2 separate regions of the Homo sapiens genome follow, and region 1 is linked to region 2. Evidence: chromatin contacts called from ENCODE Hi-C or POLR2A ChIA-PET data. All regions are on one chromosome and are shown on one strand. Each heading gives the region's core, a stretch centred on a gene start or an enhancer-like site at or near the end of the contact. The rest is flanking DNA. Distances are from core to core; before and after follow the strand shown.

What was found. A loop is a pair of places that touch in the nucleus more often than their neighbours do. ChIA-PET counts read pairs that join two places held with the same protein, here RNA polymerase II (POLR2A). Pooled maps may share reads with other maps.
Region 1: a pooled map shows a loop between it and region 2 (5-fold over the local background). The contact joins two enhancer-like sites. A Hi-C loop is called at or near these places in 1 of 168 maps with a recorded cell type or tissue (Caco-2) and 5 of 50 pooled maps. POLR2A ChIA-PET finds 5 or more read pairs at or near these places in 2 of 52 experiments (Panc1 and naive thymus-derived CD4-positive, alpha-beta T cell).

Annotation. Positions count from the first base shown.
Region 1 is chr3:178,000,024-178,004,671 of GRCh38, forward strand. No RefSeq gene overlaps it. Among named protein-coding and RNA genes, the nearest start is that of LINC02015, 190 kb to the left of the region's middle. Within about 2 kb of position 1,773, at least 3 of the 41 ENCODE cell types and tissues checked have a DNase peak (open chromatin) inside an H3K27ac peak, as active enhancers do.
Region 2 is chr3:177,926,093-177,930,745 of GRCh38, forward strand. The region is part of intron 1 of LOC107986154 (a long non-coding RNA gene); the gene reads right to left. Among named protein-coding and RNA genes, the nearest start is that of LINC02015, 110 kb to the left of the region's middle. Within about 2 kb of position 2,324, at least 5 of the 41 ENCODE cell types and tissues checked have a DNase peak (open chromatin) inside an H3K27ac peak, as active enhancers do.

The sequences.
Region 1 (4,648 bases), core at 523-3,022, 73 kb after region 2:
CCTTGTCAAATTGTAATCCCCAGTTTTGGAGGAGGGCCTGCAGGAAGGTGATTGGATCATGTGGGCTGATTTCCCCCTTGCTGTTCTCATGATAGTGAGTGAGTTCTCACGAGATCTGGTTGTTTAAAAGTGTAAAGCAACTCCCCCTTCACTCTCTTACTCCTGCCTCTGACGTGTAAGATGCGTCTCCTGGAGGGGTTCTGTGGCTCATGCCTGTAATCCCAGCACTTTGGGAAGCTGAGACAGGTGGATTGCCTGAGGTCAGGAGTTTGAGACCAGCCTGGCCAACGTGGCAAAACTCTGTCTCTACTAAAAATACACAAATTAGCCATGTGTGGTAGCAGGCACCTGTAATCCCAGCTACTTGGGAGGCTGAGGCAGGAGAATCACTTGAACCCGGGAGGTGGAAGTTGCTGTGAGCCAAGATTGTGCCACTGCACTCTAGCCTGGGCAAAAGAGCGAAACTCCTTAAAAAAAAAAAAGCACCTCCTTCCCCTTCTGCCATGATTATAAATTTCCTGAGGCCTCCCCAGAAGCAGAAGTCTGTATAGCCTGCAGAATTGTAAGCCATTTAAGCCTCTTTTCTTTGTAAATTACCCAGTCTCAGGTAGTTCTTTATAGCAGTGCAAGAATGTACTAATGCATTCTGCTGCACAGGCTGGGGTGCAGTGGCGCAATCATAGCTCACTGCAGCCTCAAACTCCTGAGCTCAAGCAATCTTCCCATCTTAGTCTCCTGAGTAGCACAGACTACAGGTGCATGCCACTATGACTAGCTAATTATTTTATTTTTTGTAGAGACGGGGTCTCACTATCTTATCCAGGCTGGTCTCAAACTCCTGGTTTCAAGTGATCCTCCCACTTTGGCCTTCCAAAATGCTGGAATTACAGGCATGAACCACCACTACCTGGCCCATACTTGATTTTTTTTTTTTTTTTTTTGAGACGGAGTCTTGCTCTGTTGCCCAAGCTGGAATGCAGTGGCGTAATCTCGGCTCAATGCAAGCTCCGCCTCCCGGGTTCATGCCATTCTCCTGCCTCAGCCTACCGAGTAGCTGGGACTACAGGAGCCCGCCACCACGCCTGGCTGATTTTTTGTATTTTTAGTAAAGACGGGGTTTCACCATGTTAGCCAGGATGATCTCGATCTCCTGACCTCGTGATCCACCTGCCTCGGCCTCCCAAAGTGCTGCGATTACAGGCGTGAGCCACCGTGCCCAGCCTTGATTTTTTAAAGGTAGTTTCTATCTGTTGTAATTACTATTTGTTCCTATATATAATCCGTCTTTCCTACTAGATACCTTAACATATTAATAATGGCTATTTTATTCATCTGATTGCTTTAAAATCTAGGTCATTTCTTTGGTTTTGTGGATTGCTTTTACCATTAACAATTGATAGCTCTTTTTGGGTTTCATTTGTGTGCCTTGTAGTTTCAATTGAGTGATTCCATTGTGTGAAAAGGAATTACTGGGTCTGAGATTAATAGTATTTATGTCTGGAAAAGGACTTGCATCTTCTTTGGTGAAGTTCTTAGCATGGTGAGTGGATTTAATATAGTTAGTTGTTGATCTGGGCTTGGATTATTTTCCTTGATAATGCTGTTCTAATGTAGCACTGGCTTTAAATCTTACAGCATTTGTCTTCCATTAGCTTGTGCTTAGTGTGGTGCCTGGGGACCTGGAGGATCTTTCTCAGTGCTGGAGTTGTACTCTCTGGTTTTGGTAGAACCACCCTGCATAGCTGTGCCACACAGGGAGTTTCTCTCCTAGCTCGTGACCAGCAGTACACTGTTGTTGCATGTTAGTTTTGCTAGGTTTGTAATGGAATGATGGCATTTTTGTTTTGTTTTATTTTCCTGGTCAGTCTTAGGCAAGATTTGTGTGCCTGGGCCTCAGGGGTGGGGCTTTCTCTACATCCTGTTCTTCTTTTTCACCCCAGCCAAACACTGCTTTATATTTTTTTGTGGTCTTAGGTAGGAGTTTCCTGTTCTTCCTCCAGTTATGACAGATCTCTTTGTGTTATGAGTGTAGGATGCTAGGTTCAAGACAATTTCTTGCCTTTCCCCCAATGTCTTAGTCCATTTGGGGAGCTATAACAGAATGCTATTGACTGGGTGACTTATAAACAACAAATTTATTTCTTACAGTTCTAGAGGCTGGAAAGTACAAGATCAAGGTGAAATCAGACTCTGTGTCTGGTGAGGGTCCTCTTCCTGGTTCCTAGAAGGTCATCTCCTTTCTGCATCCCCACATTGCAGGAGGGTTGAGTGATCTCTCTGGGGTCTCATTATGAGGACACTAATTCCATTTCTGAGTGCTTTACTCTCATGATCTAATTACCTCCCAAAGGCACCAGCACACTGAGGATTAAGTTTCAACATATGAATTTTGAGGAGATACAAACATTCAGTGTATGGCACTCAAGTAGAAGGACTTTTGCTTTTACTTCCATCTCAGCAAGAATGGAGGCTGTGTCCTAAGGATGAGAAGCTTTTCTACTCCTTTCCCAATAAAATGTTGGTTTTATTCTACTCCTATACCAGAAGCAATGCATCTTTACCCATTTGCTGAGAGTGAGAGCGTTCATTGCCCTTCTCTAGAATATTAAGGCTTTTGTTTTGTAGGAAAGAACAGTTCAGGGAAGTAGGCACAGCTCTGGCCTGGTCATTAGTAACTGCCAATCATCTCCTTTATGCCTGTGCCACACTGAGTGGCACTCTTCCCTGTAACCTGCTCATCCTCCAGTCTTTCTTGTAAGCATCTGATAGAAGTCTGTGGAATAGAAAATGTGAGTGTTGGCTTCCCTACATCTGGTTCTACCAGCTCTTCTAAACTTACATGCTTGACCACACTTAGTATTGAAGAATTTATTAAGCTTTTGCTAAGTTGTTTTTATCCATTTTATGTTGTATACTCTGATGTAGGTGAATAAGTTTGTGTATCTGTTTTTTTTTTTTTTTTTTTTTTGAGGCTTGCCCTTCTTTGGAATTGCATTTATTTGATTGTCTTATATCATGAATTGAGTGTTGGTATCTCCCAAAATTTCATATGTTGAAATCCTAACCCTCAACATGATGGTATCAGAGGTAAGTCCTTTGGGAGGCGATTAGGTAATGAGGGTGGAGTCCTCATGAGAAGGGTTAGTGCCCTTACATGAAGAGACATGACACCTTGCTCTTTCTCTACTCTCCACCAAATGAGGATACAATGAAATGAAGGCCATATACAAACCAGGGAAAGTATTCTCACTGTAGACTGGATCTGCCAGCACCTTGGTCTTGGACATCTCTGCCTCCCAACCTGTGAACAATAAATGCTTGTTTTTTAAGCCATCCAATCTATGGTATTCTGTTATAACAGTCCTAATGTACTTCGTATACCTTTTGATCTCAGTTTTCTGATGGGCCCAAGAAAAGTTAACGTTTTGTAGATTATATGGCTTTTCTTTTTTAGGAAAAGAGCAATGTTTTGCATCTTTCAACATCTTTAAAGAAAAGTAATCTTGAAGTGAATGCCAGTACTTTGGCAGGTGCTTAGTAAACTTCTGAAACCATGTTTTCACTGTTTCTCTAGCCCACCCTCCCTCCCCAACTCCTCCCCTAAAGCTTTTGCTCCCCTTCATTTTTAAAGTCTTGCCAGAAGAAAGACTGCCCAGATGGTGAGTGGAAAATGTAGAGGAAGGCTCTGTGCCTTATATAGCCCGAACTATAAACTTGTAAAGACACTGAGTTTTACTTACTTAAATCTATTTTATTTAAAATGTAAATATAAAATATTTTATTTCTATTTTGGACAATATAGTAGGTAGCTAGCAGATCAGTAAAATTACAAATAGAGCAAGTGCAAAAGAAGAACAGGTGGAAGACAACAGGAAATGTAGGTGCTGACTCAGCCTCACTTATATGATGTAGAAGAATTTGGGAAATGAAGCCATTAGGTTAGGCAACTCTCTCTCTCTCTGTCGTCACGTTCACATGTGTTAGAGAAAGGAGTGGTTTGGTAAAATATGTCTTCAACCACAAAATTTGACAGTTTTGGAGAATAAGATATCTGATATTCAACTCCACAAATGTGGTGATAAACATAAGTGATATTTAGCCCTCTTAATAACATGAAAAACACTCACACACATGGAGCTGGATTTTCTCCTGGAAAAGATAGGTTTTAAGTTTTACATGAATTTGTTAACTCTCTGCTACTAGACATGGAGGGCACTTGGTTTCCCAGACAAGGTGTTGGGAATGAGAATCCTACGTCTGCCAAACCTATTTGAACTTGTTGCCTTGTTGTGAATCTCTACTAGATCGTTTGGCATCTCATGCACAATTTTTTAATCTTATAAATGAGAGATTCATGTAAATGTTTAACTCAGTCTGAAAGAAGAAATCTTGAAAGGGCAGCCAGGGAGAGTGAGAGCAGTGTCAAAGAGGCAAAAAGAGGTCAGACTTATTTCCTTATCTAAAAGGATTTTATATATCACAACTTCAGGTCTCTTTTCACCCTGCCTGGGGAAGCTCTTCAGCTCGTCTTTAGGAAGCCATGCTCTATCATTGCCCCATTAGGTGGACTTTCTTCTTACAACAGCTGCCATGTGAAATACTGGGCTTGGGTTATTATCACAATTTCTGTGTTTCACATACATTCTGC
Region 2 (4,653 bases), core at 1,074-3,573:
CAACAGGAATAAACAGGCCACAAAAGTTTACTTTATCCATGTTGTTTGTGAAGTAGAGTAATACATTAATTTTTAAAAATATAGTAGCTTTCTATATAGTACTATGTTATCATTGAAAAATGGAATTTTCATCAAAAACCTATCTTCTACTTTTTCAGTGATATGAAGGAAAAATTCTTTATCCCAGACATTTATCATTCACCCTTTAATATTCATCTACTTCTTTATTTATACATCGTTCATTCACCAAGCACTTATCTAATTTCTACTATATACTGGGCATTTGGCTAAGTGCTAGTGCTAGAGGTACTAATTATAATAAGGCATGATTTTTGGTCTAAAAGGGTCTGGTCATCAAGTGTCTGAAGTAAGAGGCCAAGATGAGGTGTTAGGAATGAGGATAAGAAAAAGAGTTTGCAGGCTGGACGCAGTGGCTCACGCTTGTAATCTCAGCACTTTGAGAGGCCCAGGCGGGTGGATCACTTGAGGTCAGGAGTTCGAGACCAGCCTGACCAACATGGTGAAACCCCATCTCTACTAAAAATACAAAATTAGTCGGGCATAGTGGCACACGCTTGTAATCCCAGCTACTTGGGAGGCTGAGAGGCAGGAGAATTGCTTGAACTGGGAAGGCGGAGGCTGCAGTGAGTTGAGATCCCGCCACTGTACTCCAGCCTGGGCAACAACAGTGAAACTCTGTCTCAAAAAAAAAAAAAAAAAAAAAGAAAGAAAAAGAAAGAAAGAAAAAAGAAAAAAAAACATAGCAAGTAACCAGTAAGTGAAAGAAGAAAAGGAAAGATTTGTAGTGGGAATAGCAGGGCAATATGGAATGTCCACATGGAGCTAGGACCTGCCAGAGCTATAAACCTGTAGCATTGGAAGAATCATATTGCTCTAAATTCTTTATCTACCATAAGAGAAAACAGAGATTCTGGGGGATATAAGGCAATGGATGATTTCCTCAGGGCTAGGTCATTTCAATCCTTTCCAGTGGTTCGATATAACACCAGATCACCTCATCGTGCTAGTGGAAGGCATCAGGCAACTGGGAACTACCTATTCCCTATAGGATTTTGTTCTACTGTATTGCCGTATTGCAATGCCATCCATAGTAGCATACTTTTTATTTTCTGTTATAAATATATAATCTCATAGAATAAGAATGTATTCTTTCAGCTGCTCATTAGTTGAGTCTAGTTCTCCTCATATAAAGACTTAAAAAAAAAAAAACAAACACCTATTTTAGTAACACTTTCTGGAACATCTTTAATTTTCCAGATGAATTGTTCACTAATTAGTATCCCAGGAGTGTGAGTGCTATAAATGATAGATACTCTTTTAATTTTAAAACTAAGATGGCTTGGAGAATTTTTAAATTTAAGTCCCAAGAAAATTTAACAGAAATGCTGATAAAAATGGTATGTCATTCTATGCTTATGTTCAGTGAAAGAAATCGAATACATTTATTTTTCCCAAATAGTTAAGTTTACAGAGTTTCCTAATAAAGAGTGGTGATATAGTCTGGGTCTGCATCCCCACCCAAATCTCATGTCAAATTGTAATCCCCAGTGTTGGAGGTGGGGCCTGGTGGGAGGGGATTGGATCATGGGGGCAGTTTGCCCCTCAGTGCTGCTCAGTGATAGTGAGTGAGTGCTCATGAGATTTGTTTGTTTAAAAGTGTGTGGCACCTCTCCCCTCTCTCTCTTCCTTCTGCTCTGGCCTGCTGCCCCTTCACCTTCCACCATGATTGTAAGTTTCCCAAGGTCTCCCCAGCCATGCTTCTTGTACAGCCTGTGGAACCATGAGCCAATTAAACCTCTTTTCCTAATAAGTTACCCAGTCTCAGGTATTTCTTTATAGCAGTCTGAGAATAGACTAATACAAGTGGTATGCCCTAAATTACCATGCAACCTAAAACTTAAAGGGAGAGATTAAATAAAACAACATTTTTGTTTATTAAAATAACCATCTATTTAAAAATGTTCATTACTTAATAATGACCTATAATATCCATTTAAGCATCAAATTGGGCAAAAATTATTTACAAAGTTCTACTTTTGTTTCTCTCTTTAAATAAAATATTGGCTTCAGAGCACTCATAAGTTAATAGACCAAAGAGAATTCTAATCTTTCGATTCTCGGCCTAATTTTCTCCTTTCATTTTCAGTATGAACATAGGGGTTCCAGGTAGACATTGAAACAAAACTTTAGAAGGATTAAAGAAGGAAGTAAGAGCCAAACAAGGAAAAAATAAGAAACAAAAAAGAATGGGGTAATCTCTCCCATGACAAGCCCTGAATATAAATAAGGGTGCGGTCTTAAAGTGAGTCATTACTCCATTGCCTACTCCTTTCATGGCAGAGACAGTGATGTCGTGGAATAGAAGCTGTTAAAGAGGCTTTATATAACTATTAGCCTCTGAAACAATAGACAGGCAGCAGGGTGTTGTTCCAGAAAATGTTCAAAGAGGAGGAGTAATTTTGTCCTTTACAAATTTAATATCTTCTCTTTTCTCCTATATCATTTGGAGGAAGCGCCTTTTTCCTTTTTCTCTTTTTTAAGCAAAATAAGCGTTATGCACTAGTAGGTAGTGAGTGAATTCTCTTTGCCAGCAGGAAGAAAAGCAATTTTTGAATGCCAAAAATAGCTCCTTTGTGTGAAAATATCACATAGCCCAAGACATTTTTGGGAGAAAGCAAAGATTCATGTTCTGAATTATTGTTTTTTAAATATACAGGCAGAGAAATGTTAATAATAGAAAAGACAGAAATTGATGGTCATTTCAAAGTCTGAATGTTTATCCTGTTTACGACACACTCAGACTTTTGTGTGGTCTCAGTCATAATTCCTCTCCCAGGCTATGTCTCTAGGAGATAGGTATTCCTAATCATTCTGTTTGGGTCAAGACATTTTATTCCTTCCCTACCTTTTACTACTTGTTCCTATGCAACATTACAAACCAGCAAAGTATGAACTGACCTGGATATAGGAGATGGCCCTAGAGCTGTAGACAGAATTAAAAATCGTATCTTTTTTTTTTTTTTTTGTAAAGCACCCCGACATCTTTGGGAACCGTTCACTCTAGGGAATCTTTTTATCCATTATTTGCAAATAGCAGACCATCAGCCAGTTACAAAGACTTTTGATAGAGGTGGTGGGCATCTTTTACTTTCACCCAACCAGTATCCCTTTCTGCTTCATTTGATAGTAACATATCCTTTTCTTTTGAAAAACTAACCATTCTTATTACATGTCATTTTGATGGCACTGTCAGTCCAACTGTACTGCCTTCCTTCTGGCCAGTGAGTGGATGGCCATGTGAACCAGGCTGGGACAGTGAGATGTTTTCCTATGAACGTGAGTATTGAATGGAATGACACAAGAATGGAACATGGTCACTGACTCACTTTGCTAGTGGTTCTACTTGTCTGACTGCTGAATGAATTCTAACTCCTGACTGACAGATTTTGGAACCTGGAAGTAGAGTGCTCTTATAGCAAAATCTAAAATGAGACAGTGGTTTTGGAAATAGGCGGTGTGTAGAAGGTGGAAACTGTGAGAATTTTGAGTAGAGTATTGGTGAAAGATCAAGTACCTTGAACCCATTGTGCATACAATTTTGAATTATGAGGAGGCTGGCAGTGAGGCCTTAAAGGAATGGGAGAAAAATCTTATTGGAAACTGGAGGGAAGGGCAGAAACTTAACAATACACTTGTCTGCAGGAACATGGAAAGTAGAAAATGTGCCTGATAAACTAGGGGATCTAGCTGAGATTTCCAAGCAGAACGGTTAGTTACCACCCATTTTTTTTTTCTTGCTGCTTATAGTAAAACATGAGATGAGAGAAAGCTAAACTAAGGGAAGGACTGTTAAACAAAAAGAAGCTGGATCTTGATGGTTCTGAAAGCTCTCACACTATTCAGAAAGTCGGAGATGCTAAAACGGAGATAATGTCTAGGGTGTGGCCATAAATCTTTTTATTAAGATCTTCACAATTCTCTGGTACCTCAGAGAACCTTCAGTCAGACTGAAGGGCCCCTTAAGGAGATTAAGAGTGTGCCACACAGATTCTCTCAGCCAAAGAGTAGAGCTTCTAAGAAGCCTAAGGGCATTGTCCCCAGTCATCTCAGCAGAAGCCCAAGGTGGAAGGGAGATTATCTGTAAGAGGTGTGTGGGTGGGGCTTTTGTCTGATGGATTTAACCTGGAGAAGTTTCACAGGAAACCCATAAGGTTCTCAAAAGAGATAGATACAGAAACATTACCACTTGGATGGAATGGGACAGTGCAGAACAGTACAGAATGAAGACAGGGCTTTGAAGGCCCAGAATTTTAACACCTGCTATATTTTGCAAAACTAGAAAGAAGACTAGGAGGGTGAAACCAAGAGCCCAGAGGGCAGAGTGGAGAAACACGAAGAATTATTTCAGATATGAGACCTAATCAAGGATCTTCCAACATTTGCCTGGCTCAATTTTAGAACTGCCATGGACCTGTAACCCCTATGTCTTCCATCCCCTACCCCTTCTTTGAACAGGGTCATATAAGTGCTTATCTTATATCTGTCCCGCTGTTGCATGTTGGCAGAGGAAGACATAATTTGCTCTTGTTTTATGGGTTTAAAAATAACAAGGAATTGTATTTGAAGAGCTGT